Regions from separate parts of the Mus musculus genome. Here regions 2 and 3 are each linked to region 1. The links are chromatin loops, found by intact Hi-C in ENCODE. Cell type or tissue: heart. All regions are shown on one strand.

What was found. Hi-C counts contacts between places; a loop is a spot of excess contacts. Peaks named below come from ENCODE experiments on the same cell type or tissue, not always from the same donor. Only the 100,000 strongest peaks of a DNase experiment are listed, where the experiment ranks them.
Region 2: it touches region 1 in a loop (2.4-fold over the local background); 3 of 42 quality-filtered maps call a loop at or near these places.
Region 3: it touches region 1 in a loop (3-fold over the local background); 6 of 42 quality-filtered maps call a loop at or near these places.

The regions. Positions count from the first base shown.
Region 1 is chr10:7,208,614-7,213,613 of GRCm38, forward strand. It overlaps Cnksr3 (Cnksr family member 3), which reads right to left and starts at 3,624. Exons shown (of 13, transcript NM_172546.2): 1 at 3,019-3,624. The coding sequence starts at 3,070. In heart, a CTCF peak has its summit at 2,920; DNase peaks (open chromatin) are centred at 2,928, 3,658 and 4,208; H3K4me3 peaks cover 3,241 bases; H3K27ac peaks cover 2,542 bases.
Region 2 is chr10:7,331,056-7,336,055 of GRCm38, forward strand. No RefSeq gene overlaps it. Among named protein-coding and RNA genes, the nearest start is that of Cnksr3, 120 kb to the left of the region's middle. In heart, a CTCF peak has its summit at 2,484 (motif pointing right); a DNase peak (open chromatin) is centred at 2,496.
Region 3 is chr10:7,135,940-7,140,939 of GRCm38, forward strand. Cnksr3 (Cnksr family member 3) reads right to left here. Exons shown (of 13, transcript NM_172546.2): 6 at 4,380-4,499; 7 at 2,416-2,475. Among named protein-coding and RNA genes, the nearest start is that of Cnksr3, 74 kb to the right of the region's middle. In heart, no CTCF peak of the experiment used is centred here; no DNase peak of the experiment used is centred here.

The sequences.
Region 1 (5,000 bases):
AATGAAATAGGATACCTGTCATCTCATGTTTTCTTTCTGAGACCATGTAGAATAACATACTTGTATGCTGATGGCTCCTCCACCAGCACAGGATATTAATAAATTACATCATGAGGACACTGTGGGCCTACTCCTAAGTGTGCCAAAGGTTCTTGGTGTGTTCTGCGCATTGCCCTGGGAAGAAAATCCTGGGAAAATGTATAAAACAGCATCTAAGCACCTTGGTCAAACACTGTTCACCAAGCGGCTGAGCATCTCCATGCCTTGATTTTCTCAAGTGGCGAATGAGATAGCGGTTCCTGCCTCAGAGGTGATAGTACATATTAAAATGAGCCGATGCTTACCTAATACCCAACTCTGTGCCTGAGACTGTTAATATTTACTAGGCACCTATTCATGTCATGGTAAAGCCCTCGATGATGTAGCCAAAAGTTAATAATAAAAGCCAGATGGGTTGTGTTTACCCAGCACCGTGCATGCATTCTGGACATGGCTCTGTAATATTGACATAAGCACGGTCTATAGATGTGGCTGATTATAGCTGGTGCTTTTGACAGTGCTCCTCACTGCCACACTGACAGTCACAGAACGGCAAGGGTGACATGTGTAGGACAAGCTGCTTTTCCTGGGGATGTAGTTTACAAAGTGGGAGCCATGCTGAGAGACTAGCAGAGACAGCTAAAAACAACCCGCGAAGCAGACAACTGTCAACCACTTATTACAAGGTCAGTACCCATGCAGCATGATAGCAAGAAACCTTCACGTAATAAGTCATGAAAGCTGGAAGAACATGGCCTCTTCCATTCAAGAGTTCAGCAAGTACACTTATTTATTTATTTGGAGATCGAAACACAAATAATTTCCACCTTTTAACTTACCTACTTCTTGTATGTATGTATGTATTTAAAGATTCTAATGCAAAGCATCCAGGCCAATCTTGGATGTTGCCATCACAGTATGTAACCTAAAATGAGTGAACATCCGGGGTCCTGAGCTCGACCACCACGACTGCTCGTTCAGGGCAGCACAAGAGTTTTCCTAGATGAAAGTATCCTCAACCAAGCCTTAAAGCCAAAGGTACCCCAAAATGTGTTTTAACATTTCTTCCTTTTAAATCAATGACAATAATAGGATGAGAATTAACATTTTTCTCCCTTCTAAGAGAAATGAAGGAAAAAACAAAGGGGAGAGAGGGCCTCTCTCTCTCTCCTGTGTGCCTGTTAACCATTTTTCTGTTACCTTATCAAGTCTGGCAGAGCCACAGGAAAGCCAGCGTGATCCTCTGACACCTCTTCATGAGACTAGAACAGTACCATAAACAAAGATAGAATATGAGCCATAAGCCTGAGCCATGTTACCACTAAACGTAGAAGCCCTAATTCAGAAAATAAAAAGTAAACAGTTGGAGTTAATTTTAGTAGTATATTTTATTCAAAATACCATCTCATCGATATGTAATAAGTAGGAAAATCGTTAATATTTTCTACTCCTTCTTCACACTGAGTCTCCAGACACCCTGTGCATTGCATACCTAGTACCTGGCAATAACAATCAGCCACATGTCAAGGACTTGAGAGTAAATGTAGCTACTGGCTCAGCAGGCTCTGAGGACCCCTCCATGGTAGTCAAGCAAGCCATCTGCTTCCTCTCAGCAAGCTAGCTGGAGCACCTGGTACCGTCTTCAGTACAAGTTACACTTCAAGTTAAGGGAAGGGGCTTAAAATAACTTAAGTCTACTGCTGCTAACCATGTTTTACTGCTCACTCAGCCAGAGTCACTCAGGCCTATGTAGTCATCCTTTTTCCCATGGCTTTACTTTGAGAGTCCTGGAAAAGTCTGGCCGATAGAAAAAACCTACTTCCTAAGACAGTATTCTGTGTTTTCCTCCAGAAGCCAGGGATAATCAGACATACACCAGACTCTTCACTACCTGGACAGCCCCTTTCCAGTGACCTATATAAGACACTGGCTTGAGAAATGACAGGATGGGGTTTCCATTGTCACAGACGGGTAGGGCAGCTTGAAAGATAATCTGAACACACCAGCATCACTGACTACTCACGTCTACTGAGACGAACAAAAACAAAGGGAGAGAGAGTGCTTAGCCAAGTCTTCACCTGGAAGACCAATGGGGGTTTGGGAGCAGGGGTGGATAACTTGAAACAGATGTTGAAGTGAGGAGGTGGGACCCCTGAGATTCCACTGGTTGATTTCGGTAAACTTTGTACTATTGAAAGAGGTCAAAGAGAGCTGAGTAACTCTAGCAACTATCCCTAGCAATCACGGGAGAGACAAGATAAAGTAACAGGGACCCTTCCACTCCTGCTACACCGTCCAGCACCCACTGAGTTTCCTCTTCCCGAGTACTGTACAGAACCAGACTGTAGTCCAGACACTCGGCTCCCTCTCAGTGCTTAACTGGCCTCAAAACGCTGCGCCCTTGGGGGTCCTGGCGCCTCCAGAGCTGAGTCCCTGCCTCTGCGGGAGTCCTGGCGCTAGGGTCCTCGCAGGCGCGAAAGCCCGTTCGCCCTCTCCAACCCAAACAAACAGGCTGGGCTGGCCGCAGGAGCCTTCGTCTACCTGCCCAACTGCCAGGTCACGCCCGCGAACTGCTCTGGGCCCGCAGCCTTTACTAGATCCAGGGCCAGGGGCAGTCACCCACACAAAGACGCCTTGTGCCTCTGCGCTTGGCTACAGGCAGCAAGTCCACCGTACCCGAACTGGCAGAGAGAGTGCCCTGGCGCCAAATCCCAAGCCCCACATTCCCAGCCAATCTTCCACGGAAAGGCCATCCCATAGCTCCCTGACTTAAATATAGGTGTCCAGTCGGCTGCAGTCAACGCGCACCCCCACCGAAAGAAACCGATCGGAGCAGGCGCACCAGAAAGAGACGCACAAGCCGCTCAGTAGAAGTTTGCTTTGTCGCCGGCAGGAGGGGCAGAGCACTCCAGTGCCCAACTCTTGGCCCGCCCCATCTCCCCGGCTGTAGGGCGCGGGGGTCCTCCACGGCTCGCTCACCTCTAGTCCAGTCCACCACTTGTTTGGGGCTCCACTTGGTCACGGGCTCCATGGTAAGCAGCTTCGCTGTCCGCTGGGCTAGGCAATCGACAGGAGTCCTGCAGCCTGCGCCCGTGGTTGTCCCCTGCGTGTGCCGGGAGTCCGCTCAAGCCTGCATGGCCGCAGTCAGCGGGCCATCGCGCTGCGGTTTCTGCGAGGGAAGCGCGGCCCTGGGTCTCTGCGCACGGGACAGCTATGTCCCGTACGGCTGCTCCCCGCAGCTACCGCTGTCCAGATGCAGTTCCCCCGACGCCGCTCTCTGCTACAGCTGCTTCTCCGCAACCACCGCAGCAGCGGGAGCAGGTTGCAACCTCAAACCCCAGGCCGGGGCTGCCCTGGCGTGGGACTCTTCTGGCCGGGAACTTCTAGGTCGGCTGGCCCTCCGCGGCTCCTGCGAGCGGTGTCCGTCCCCGAGGTCCCCACTCCGCGTGCGCCCCCGCCTCGAGCCTTCCCGCCAGTGGGTCCCACCTCCTGCGCCACCGTCGCGGGCCGCCCGGGCGGAGGAAAAAAGCGGAGCGTGCGCGCTCGGGTTGCAAAGTTTCTGCTCCGCTCGGCGCTGCCGGAATAAGAGAGGGGGCGGGGCGGAGCGGGAGCAACACGTGAGAGGGGCGGGGCCGCGATGACGTAGACTCCGGTTTCTTTCCCTCCTACGTCCCAGCTCCGGACGCCAGGGATCTACTTTTCCTCTTCAAGGGGTGGGCTGGAGCTGCAGCCTGAGTCCTGGAGAGCCGCTTGGCTCCGAAGAGGTCCCAGCTTAGTGGCAGCTGAATCCTGTAAACAGGTTTTTTTGTCTTTGTGTGTTGGTTTGAGATGTGTCTGTTCTCGTTTTTAAAAGCTTCGAGTCGCAATCTCGCCTTAGCTATTCAGCCTTTTAAGTTTCCTAAAGTAGGCCAGTTGTGTGTGTTTTGGACAAATGGATGGCGGTGTGCCACTGCTCCAAGGCCGCTACAGTGTATCAACTCTTCGGTTTAATAACACCAGAATGGCAGCTCTTTGAGTTGTGTTTTGACATAATGTAATAGTCATATTTTCAAAATGACCTAACGCTCGATTCAGATTAGTCATTAACCCTGAGGCGAAAGTTGTCAGCGAGCCAAAAAAGAAAAGAAAAAAAGAGAGAACCTTGCCTAGTTCAGCCTCTGACAGGGAGAGGAAAGCCCTTTCTGTACTACAAGCCTCAATTTGGAAGCAGAGCGCGGGTCTGGGGAAAACCCTATAACCGGTGTTTACCTCCCTCCCACACACATGCAGACACTCTTTTGGCCCTAGTGAAGTCTTCTTTCAATTATAGTTATTGATTTCCATCTTCCCCTGAGCAACTATTAACCCTATCCAAGGAGGAAGCTGCTTGTTATTGGGGTATATTGAGCTGGATCTGATCTTCCCCTTCCAACTACTTATCTTCTGAAGTAAGGGAGTGGCTAGTGTTTATTGATTCAGTAAATACCCGCAGTTGCTTTCCCTGCACCAACCACTGCGTTCATATTTCCTCTGTTAGGATAGCTGCTCTCTATTACACGTGAGAATCACTGCTAGCACCCAGCTATCTGTTGTATAGTGAGTGTTTTGGGTGTACAGCGTACACACTGTCTTAGCCTTCCTGAGCAATTCGTCTATGCAATGGAGAGGTACAACTATCAAAAATAGCGATTTTTTTTTTTTAACCAAGAGTAATTACCCAACCCAGAAACTTGACACCGGCCATGAGAAAATTCCTGGTAGAGTAGCTGCCCTCTTTTTAAGAAATGATCTTTGACATCTGTCTTTCCTTAACCATCTTGACCTCTGCACAGTGGGAACTGTGCCTACAGTTTCGAAAATAGCTATATGATTAGATGACCAAGCAAGTAATTCATCTATAAACAGTGCTGCCTTCCAAAGGGGACACAGTAGTAACGAAGTTGAAAGACGATGAATCTGGCTGCATAACCCCTGGAATCACA
Region 2 (5,000 bases), 120 kb after region 1:
CATCCAAACGCTGACACCATTGCATACACTAGCAAGATCTTATCGAAAGGACCCAGATGTAGCTGTCTCTTGTGAGACTATGCCGGGGCCTAGCAAACACAGAAGTGGATGCCCACAGTCAGCTAATGGATGGATCACAGGGCTCCCAATGGGGGAGCTAGAGAAAGTACCCAAGGAGCTAAAGGGATCTGCAACCCTATAGGTGGATCAACATTATGAACTAACCAGTACCCCGGAGCTCTTGACTCTAGCTGCATATGTATCAAAAGATGGCCTAGTCGGCCATCACTGGAAAGAGAGGCCCATTGGACACACAAACTTTATATGCCCCAGAACAGGGGAACGCCAGGGCCAAAAAGGGGGAGTGGGCGGGTAGGGGAGTGGGGGTGGGTGGGTATGGGGGACTTTTGGTATAGCATTGGAAATGTAAATGAGCTAAATACCTAATAAAAAATGGAAAGAAAAAAAAATAAATAAATAAAAAAATAAAAACGAGAACAAGATTTATGTGTATTATAGGATGCAATATTTTAAAAATGAAGGCTTTGTTCATGGGAATATTAATATGGTCATTTTATTAACCTTCAAAATGATTTAAGATCTAAATAAATTGCTTTCCATTTCCACTATAAAGCATCCCAAGTGAGAGACACCATGCCTTAGCTGCTAACAGCGAGCTGCCCCTGAAACTCAGGGTGGACATGGGATGTGGGGGTGGGAGGAAGGAATTATGGAGGGAACTTCAACTCTTTCCAAAGGGACAAGACATTTAGCAGATTTAGAGTTTTATGCTCCCCAAACTTTTAACACTGAAACAAAAATTCTCACCAAAGGGTACAGGCTGCATTGACCAAAACAAACAAGCAAGCAAACAAGAAAACGAGATTGGCTAGCAATACATAAAATATTACCATCTATAAAAATCAAGAGATACACGTCAAAATGACCAATGGCTCAAAGATAAAAATAGCAAAAAAATTTTTTTGAAATATTTTATATGATAACAAAAAGTATAACAAAAGTGTGTCCTATTTAAGGAATACTTATAGTCATTACATATTAGGGGGAAATCCAGTTTAAAGCCACGAGCTGAGCATACTCAAGAAAGTGGTTGAAAACATAGAAAATAAACTCAAAGCTTTTCACAAGTTAGTAATAAGACACAAGCATAGGGTTAGGGAAGCAGCTGAGTGTATGAAGTGTTTGCTGCATACACATGAGGACCTGAGTCTGCATTCCCAGCACCCACATAAGAAGCAGAGCACCGTGGCCATGCCTAAAACCTCAGCATTAAGTAAGCACATACCAGAGCTTTCTAGTTAGCCACGTGTACTAGTCAGGGTTCTCTAGAGTCACAGAACTTATATAATGTCTCTATATATTAAGGGAAATTATTACAATGACTTACAGTCTGTAGTACAACCAACCAACAATGGGCAGCTGTGAATGGGAAGTCTGAGACTCTAGTACTTGTTCAGTCCCGAGAGGCTGGATATTTCAGCTGGTCTCCTGTATAAGCTGGAATCCTGAAGAAGTGGGTTCCAGTAGATGCGCTGGCAAGTAAGTGCAAGCAGGAGAAGAACGAATACTTCCTTTCTCCGTTGTCCTTAGGTAGGCCTCCAGCAGAAGGTATGTCCCATATTAAAGGTATGACCCACCATGCCTGAATTTGGAACATGCTCTGTCTCAGGCTGAATCTTGAACTCAGATCTGATTGCCTCTGTCTCCTGGGATTAAAGGTGTGTACCATCTTAGAGTTACGGGTGGCTGTGAGCTGACCAATGTGGGAGCTGGGAACCAAACTTGTCTCCCACTCTTAACAGCACCGATTCTTAACTGCTGAGCCATCTCCCCAGTCCTGAGTCTAGTGTTCTTAAGAAGGTATAACACAACACATGAATGGAAAATGATACAGCCATAAAGTAGTCTGGCACCATCAATCTAGTCTGCCACCATCAGGCTTGGCTGCCACCAACAGGCTAGCTCTCTTACATGGTTAGGATATTTTCTTGGAGTGAAAGGAGTTGGGCATAGCTAACCATTTTGGAAGTGTTTTGTTATTTGGTTTAGGTTGGGTTTTTTATTTTTTTTATTTGTTTTGAGTTTTGATGTTTTGTTTTGTTTTGTTTTTCTAGGCAGGTTATTTCTGTGTAGCTCTGGCTGTCCTGAGACTCCCTCTGTAGACCAGGCTGGCCTCAAACTCACAGATCCACCTGCCTCTGCCCCCCAAATGCTGGGAGTAAAGGTGTGTGCCACCACGCCTGGCTCATAGCTAACAGTTTTGATATGCTCGAAATACTTTTGATTTTTGCCCCCTAATTGTAAATTACCCAAAGAACATCCTGAACTTCTGTTAAATTCCATTAAAAGGGAAAATGTCAAGGTTTGTGCACTAGAGGTCGCCTTCCTAATGGTGGGCATTCAACTGATTACCTTCTGTTGCCTTTTTGAAGAAAGCAAAGTTGGCCAGGTCTCCACAGCAGACATCTATATGACCAGCAGATGGCGCCAGAATGCTGAAGATCCAGAGGTTGCTGCCTTAGCGGAATAGTTCTTTAACAATAGTGTTCATCCCTCAGGGCAGGCTGTGCTAAGTGCATTATTTTAATGGATGTTTAAATATAACGTTATTTTGTTGCCAAGAGAGTCTATGCAAACACGAGTGCGCATGCATGCACATGTGCTCGCGCGCGCGCACGCACACACACATACACACACACACACACACACACACACACACATCGCTTGCCTTCTGAAAGCAAACAAAATAAGATAGGTTGCCTGAGATAAGCTAAAGAGGACAGGAAAGCAACATAGCTGGCAAGAATGACAGCTCAGACTGAGTTTTCACCCTCTTTCCTGTACGACACTCACCGAAACTCACAGACACACCTGAGACAGGAAAGTGAGGAGCCCACAGTGTCGAGCTTTTCCTTTTCCCTCTCTGGGAAACTGGCTTCTTTCTCTCCTCCCAATTCAATTCAGGTAAGTGGTCTAAGCAGGACAGGTTAACTGGGGAGATCTGGATGTGCCAAGGGGACCCACAGTGTCTCAGTGGCTTCCTATGTCGTGTGAGCTCTAACATGCTCTCTCCCGCCAAGCATTTATGCCACTGCTTACAGAGATCCCTGAGGTTCCAGCTGCATCCCTCACCCCCACATAGCCGAGGACTTGTTGTCTCAGGACCTTCACTTGACTCATCCATAGGGAGCTGCGACCTACAGGAGACATACACTAAGGTCTCTCACCTAAATCCAGAGCCTGATGCTCGTCACAACTCTGCTCACTGGTTATTTAATTTGGTGACACTCCAGGAGCAAAATCCCATCCACCAAGGATGAGTGAACTTAGTGTCTTGCTGTTGGGAGTGCTGGCATAGTTAGGACTCACAGGTCCCATTGGAAAGACTAATTTACCTCGCATGAAACCTCGTTACATCAATGCGGTCTGTAAGGAGTGTAGAGAAGTGACTCTTCCTTAGACACGCACTGGGGACATGTCAGGAGTCAGGTGTTCAGATGAGTCACAACACTCTGGATCTGTAAGTTCAAGGCCAGCCTGGTCTACAGAGCAAGTTCTTGAACAGCCAGGGTTACATAGAAAAACCTTGTTTCGAAAAAGCAAAACAACAAATGAAATGCCACCACCTGTATCTGTGCATGTTGTGCATGAGGCATGGGCATGTGTGTGGATGGGTGCATGTATGTGGATGGGTGCATGTGTGTGGATGTGTGCATGTGTGTGGATGTGTGCATGTGTGTGGGTGTGTGGATGTGTGCATGTGTGTGGATGTGTGCATGTGTGGATGGGGGGAGCCAGGGGGCAAACTTCAGCTGTCATTCCTCAGGAGTACTCTACTTTGATTTTTGAAATAGGGCCTCATTGGCAGGGTTATCACCAACCCGCTCAGGTATGTGGGCTGGCCATCGAACCCCAGGAATCCTCCTATGGGAGGAGACAATGTTAACCTGTAAGCCCCACTTGCCCAAGGACAGATAGCTTCCTGGAATGTTGGCGGCTGTGGCTCTTGGGGAATAGCAAGCCATATACTTTTGATCCCTTAAACAATGTTGTTTGCACCGGATATGAATGATTGGATGTGGGTGGGAAATGGAAGGGCAGGAAATATGTCAGAATCTATCCTGGCTCCTGATTGGTCCTGTTGAGGGCCATAGAATTTTGCTCTTCTAAGCATTTACAAAACGTGAGACACAGCCATTTCCAGGGAACTCAAGAGTGGACATGGCCAGAGTCTATCATCATGGCCAACATTTAATTGAAACTTGCTTCAAATTTGGCTCAAAATTGTGAGACGGGTCTTTCTCCTGTAATTTTTCAGGAATAACACTATCTCTGCCTCCCAAACTCTGGGATCACAAATGTGCACCAAAAACAGTCAGAATTTTGAGTGGGGACAGGAAGTAAATCGGATGTCTGTAAATGAACAAAGAAAGAGGTTATTCCTTGAACAATGACAAAATTATCACATGAGCAGGCCATTTGTCAGAAGTGAAATAAAGACTTCAGATCTATGAGAGCCACCTTTGTCTTTTCTGTGTAAATCCTGACTTTGTCAGTCAAACACACAAGTCAGTCAGATTTGTGGAGTAGGACAGTGATTTTGATTCCCCTAGTAAAGGTCTAACTTCAGAGTCCAGCTATACCTTAAATATAAATGAATGCCAAACTCCCACCCACCATCTACCACACACAATGCAGATCTGAAGAAAGTCCTGTTGTTCCATTATCAGCAATAACTGATGGTGGGGCTGAGGAGATGACTCAGTGGAGAAAGCATTTGTAAGCATGAGGTTCAGAGTTCAAATCCCCAAAACCCAGGTAAAAGTCATTCAGGTGTGTCAGCCACCTAAAATCTTGGTACCCTGGAAGCAGAGCTGGATCCCTGGCACAAGCTGGCTAGCTAAACTGGATGGAATTGAATGTTTCAGGTTCAGGAAGAGACCCTGCCTCTATGAATAAAGTGGAGTGTGCTCATAGAA
Region 3 (5,000 bases), 73 kb before region 1:
GATGTAAGCCAAACATGGTGCCAAGAACATTCTTGTTCACTGAGTGAATGAAAACTTTCTGTTTAATACATTTCACACAGTGAAGCAGAAAAGATAAATCTCTGGTTTCTAATTAAACATTATCTAGGTCACTATAATTAATTTTGTAACGTATATGAGTGGGTGAAACTTCAGTTTACAGTTACCTGAGGGCAAAATAGCACCTTTGAACATGAGGCCAGGCAACCAGACTCAAACACACTTGCTGGATTTTTCTCACTTGGCTGCTGCGACAGGCTCAACAAGAAATTAGCAGGCGGTGTTAAACTGCAGAAATGCTGTCTTTGGCTCATCAGGTGAAAGCTCAGAAAACTATGCTGGGTATTTTTTAAAAAGCATCTCGTATGTTGCCATAAGAACAGGCAAAGCCTCCCCCAAGAATAGCATCCAGCTCAACACAGGGAGGACGACACCAACCCAGAGCCTCTTCCTCTTCAGTTGCTTTTAAAACAATGAGTGTTCCTTCCTGCACCTGTGTGTGGACTCCTGAAGTTAGGCCTGACCCCGCGGACATGCTCATCAGCACCATCATCATGCATCTAAGAAAATGCAGGGCTCTGCTAAGAAGAACCTGCTGGCTTTCTGTCAACCTGGAGTGCAGGCTGGGAGCAAGCTTAAGTAGAGAAGCAGTGGGTGATCTCTGACCACCACTGCTCACCTTTATCCAAAGCCTCTAAGGGAAGTCAGAATTAACTCCACTGACACTTGAAGAGCTGGCCTGGAGCTACCCATGGATCACTGTAGAGCACCCTGAGCGCACCCTTGAGAAATAAGATTGTAACTGTTTCTCAGCTACATGACTCAGCCCGGGGTCTAGTAGTTCCAGGTCCTCAGTAACTGCGTGGTGAAAACTAAAGGAATAGGTAATGTCTAAATGGGCTGCCAAATTGAATTAAATGAGCATTTTTTTCCTACTTTTCTTAATCTTTAACTTGATTATGGCCACTTCTGTTCTAAGGTGGTTTCTTTTCAGTTCTGGATGAGAACACCAGAGCAGCCTATATGCAAAGAAACCATAGGTCTGCCACCCAGGTTTATGGTTCTGGTAGTAATCTGCAGAGGAAATAAATACATCTAACTCATCAGCACCATCATCTTAACCTTGATGAACTGAGGGTTCATTTGGGGCATCATTTTATAAGAGATGGCCTAGGAGTCCTTGTTTATGGACATGCAATCTTATTCAAAGGCAGCACTGTTTAGTCTCCCATCCAACTCTTCAAACAAAAAGGACAGAAGACGAGAGCAACCCAGGCCTTCCGGCAGCATCACGCCAGCACACTACACATTTATCAAAGAGTCATATGGCTTCAAGAAGACCTGGGAGAGTCTGGAACTGCCAAGGTCTGGTCAAGCTGGACAACATAACCACCAAATTACAAGACTTTCACCACTCTGAGCAGATGGGGGGGGGGGGTTTACTGACAAATTTCTCCTTGATCAGATACAAGCTTCTTTTCTGCAAGCACAGGAAAGTTGGTGAGATGCTCCTTGCGTCATGCCAATGTCATGCAAAAGCTACCCATAGTTCAGGTTGCAAGAAAAATCGTCACCTAGCTCTGCTTTTTTCAAACTCACACTGTTTGAGAGGATAATGAGGAAGCCCCGGGTTGGGGAGATGGTTCGGTGGGCAAAGTGCTTGCTATGCACACCTGAGACCTAACTTCAGATCTCCAGCACCCAGGTTAAAAAGCTAGGCACAGTGGCATGCTCCTATAACCCTAGAGCTATGGAGGCAGAAAGAGGAGAAATCCTGGGCCTTGCTGGCCAGCCAATCAGTGCTCTCCAGGCTCAAGGAAACATCTGCTCTCAAGGCATAAGGTGCTGGTGAGCACCTGAGGAAAACACTCGGTGTGGGTGTCTCTCCTCCACACAAATCATACCCATACACATGAGAGTGCACACACAAGCATGTACAGAAACATACCTGACACGCACTGCACGCACTACATATTCCCACTAACCCCAGTTCTTCTGTGAGTGACTCACAACAACAGAGAGAACATTATTTTTATACTTTTGGATTCGCACCTCTATGGTGCAAGAGGAATAATTAGCACAAGAGTGAAGGCAAAATAAATAAATAATAAGGAAAGAAAACAAAGACACAAAAACTTGACATGGCACTAGAACCAGAGCAATAAAGGGCAATTTAAATAATAAATTGACAACAGCCTGTTAAGAAGCAGGAGCCGGGCCGTTAAAGGCTAGGCTCAGAGCCAATCGGCTGACGGGATAAATACAACCGGCCATTGTCAGCTCTCACACCAGATAGCATCACGCTAACATCGTGCACACACTTAACCCCAAAGCTCAGAGCTCTGTCAAAGGTGTCTAAGCACACAGGGCTTGTACGCTTCACGGATGCACACTTACATTTTCTGTGGTTCCAGTAATCACATGCAGTCCGTCGTAGGTTGACTTGATGTACATGCCCTAGGGAGAAGCACCGACATGGGAACTCTACTCCAGCTTTCACGGCGAGCTGCCGTGAGACATGAACTTTAAAACACTTAACATTGTGCGCCTGTGTAGGCTTCCGTAACAGCAGGAAACTCAATCCAAAGAGGGAAGGGAGGGAGAGAGAGAGAGAGGGAAAGAAGAGAGAGGGAAAGAGGGAGAGAGGAAGAAAGAATATATGTGTGTGTGCGTCTGTGTGTTTGTGTGTCTAGAGAGAGAGAGAGAAGGAGGGAGACAGGGAGAGAGGGATGGAGGGGGAGAGAGGGAGAGAGAGAACACTAAGCAACTGAATGTAGATGAGATCAGACAGGTAGATAAGTGACTCTTTGATGTTATAACAAACTTATGTACTGGGCACACAGGATTCTGCCACAGTTCTAGGATGGAGGAATTTTCTCAGACCTGCTCAGGGAGCCAGGCATTACAAACAAGGGCTATTCTTCTGTGACTGTTGCTTTTTCCCAGAGAAACAATGCAGTTGGTCCCATCTGGAATCAGTGGTACTCATGGGACAACTTAGGAGAGCCTATTGTAAAGCAGAAGGGGCTTGCAGGTGAAGCGTGTGAACCAGGACGACTGGGAGATCGGATCAGTAAGTGGAACTGCTCTGTGCTAGGGAAAGCCAGAGGGTGGAAGAATACGCTTTTCCTAAGAGACACCTTTAGGCAAACTTGGACAATACCGTGGACAATTCTCTCTATGGTCCGACAGCCCAAATATAAATGTTCCTATTAAACTATTACGAGATGAAGGGAGACCGAGACGGGGGTGGAGGGGAGCACACAGGGAAAACAGTAGTTTTACTCGACATCTATGCTGAATCTGCTCTGTAACCTACACCCCTCAATGTCCCCACCATTCTTCCCAAGGCCTTCGATCTGTACTTAAGAGTGCTTCTGCCCACAGAACTGCACATCCCACCCCCAGTCACTGCTGGGGTAGCTCTATGGTAAGAAAGGAGAATTCCGTCTCCTCCCCCTCATGCACGGATCTGATTCAATCCTTGGCACATCCAGGTATTCCTCCTGGTTTAGACTTAAACTATACAAATCCATCCTTTACTTTGAAAGCCAAGTTACACAGTGTACTAACCACTGAAAATTTAGGCTTGTTAACAGGGACTTCTTTTCTTCTTTCCTGTTTAAGAGACTGCCTTAAAATTCCCTGCTACAATGTATACATCGGTCACTCTGCTTCCAGCTTTATGCCCATCACTAGCAGCAGCAATGGCAACAGTAGCTACAGTCGCCCCTCACACAAGCTCTACACTCAGCCACCTGGCATCAAAGTCCAGAGTCATTCACTCAGCAGGCCTACCTATGAGAAAGCCTACTGTAAGCTCTCTGACTCCAAGGCTCTAAGCTGGTCCATGAGCCTCATGGCTTTCTGTAGCTCTGCAAATGAACCACCTGGGATTCCGGCTGCCTTGTGAGAAGGTGCCTGCAGGCATCCGGAGAGCTGGCTATTCTATACCCTACTCGAGGACAGAGGAAAAAGTTTGAAATTTTCCTAGGAGTCATTTCCTTCCACCAGCCTCTCCTCACACCCATCTTAAGTGCTGACAGAGACTTCCAGAATAGACGTTTTGTTCCCACAGACTCTCTCTCCTCTGTGGTAACGTTTTATATTCCCTTCCATTCCTAAGGCCTAAAAATGAATCTGTTAAGATGAGAGGGTACACTTTTAAAATTATATTTATTTTTATACTTGAAAGATAACCATCTTAACAAAGTCTAAGGTGGCAAATCCCTAACTATATGACACACCATCATACATATCATATCACGCCATTATTCAGAGCTACAGTAAGAACAGGAAGACACAGTTTAATGCTTTAGTAAATGCCAGTATACTGTACTGAAAACCAAGAGAATGCTTACCAGGCCTTCCCCGGGTCTAACATTTGGTAAGTGAACTTCCTCCAGGCAGGCACACTGGCTCATAACAGGGTCTGTAGTAGAGCGCATTGTTTTGTCACAGATGCCATTTAAAACCTTGACCTGGAATTGAGGAAGTTCAATCATTAACCAGGTTTATCGAAAGCTCATTTGTAGAGCAAGGCACCTCACGTGTAATCTCTGGCTCTGGCCAGCACTTGCTGTGACAATCCTGCTCAAGGAACACCTGGCACGGGGCCTCTGTGTCCAAGGTCTGCAGGAATGTCACTACAGTTTCAACTTCCTAAAAAGCACGGCTTTTTATGACCACTGTAAAGCACAAGCCAGGAAGGAACCCCACTGGCAGCAAAGAAGTCACCAGCCACCTAACAGCTTATTCATGTAGGGGTCACCCATGCTTTCTTAGATACTAAATACTGACAAGGGGGATAAGTATTCTACATACTCTAAATCAGTTTTTGTTGTTGTATCGTTTGCAATAAGCTTCAGGTTTTCAGAGCTTGGGAAGGAAATCAAGCAACAAACACATTGTTTCCAGACTTCCTCTCTCCATGCCCGCTTCTCCCATCACTAATATCTATATGGTGTTGCATATTTTTATAG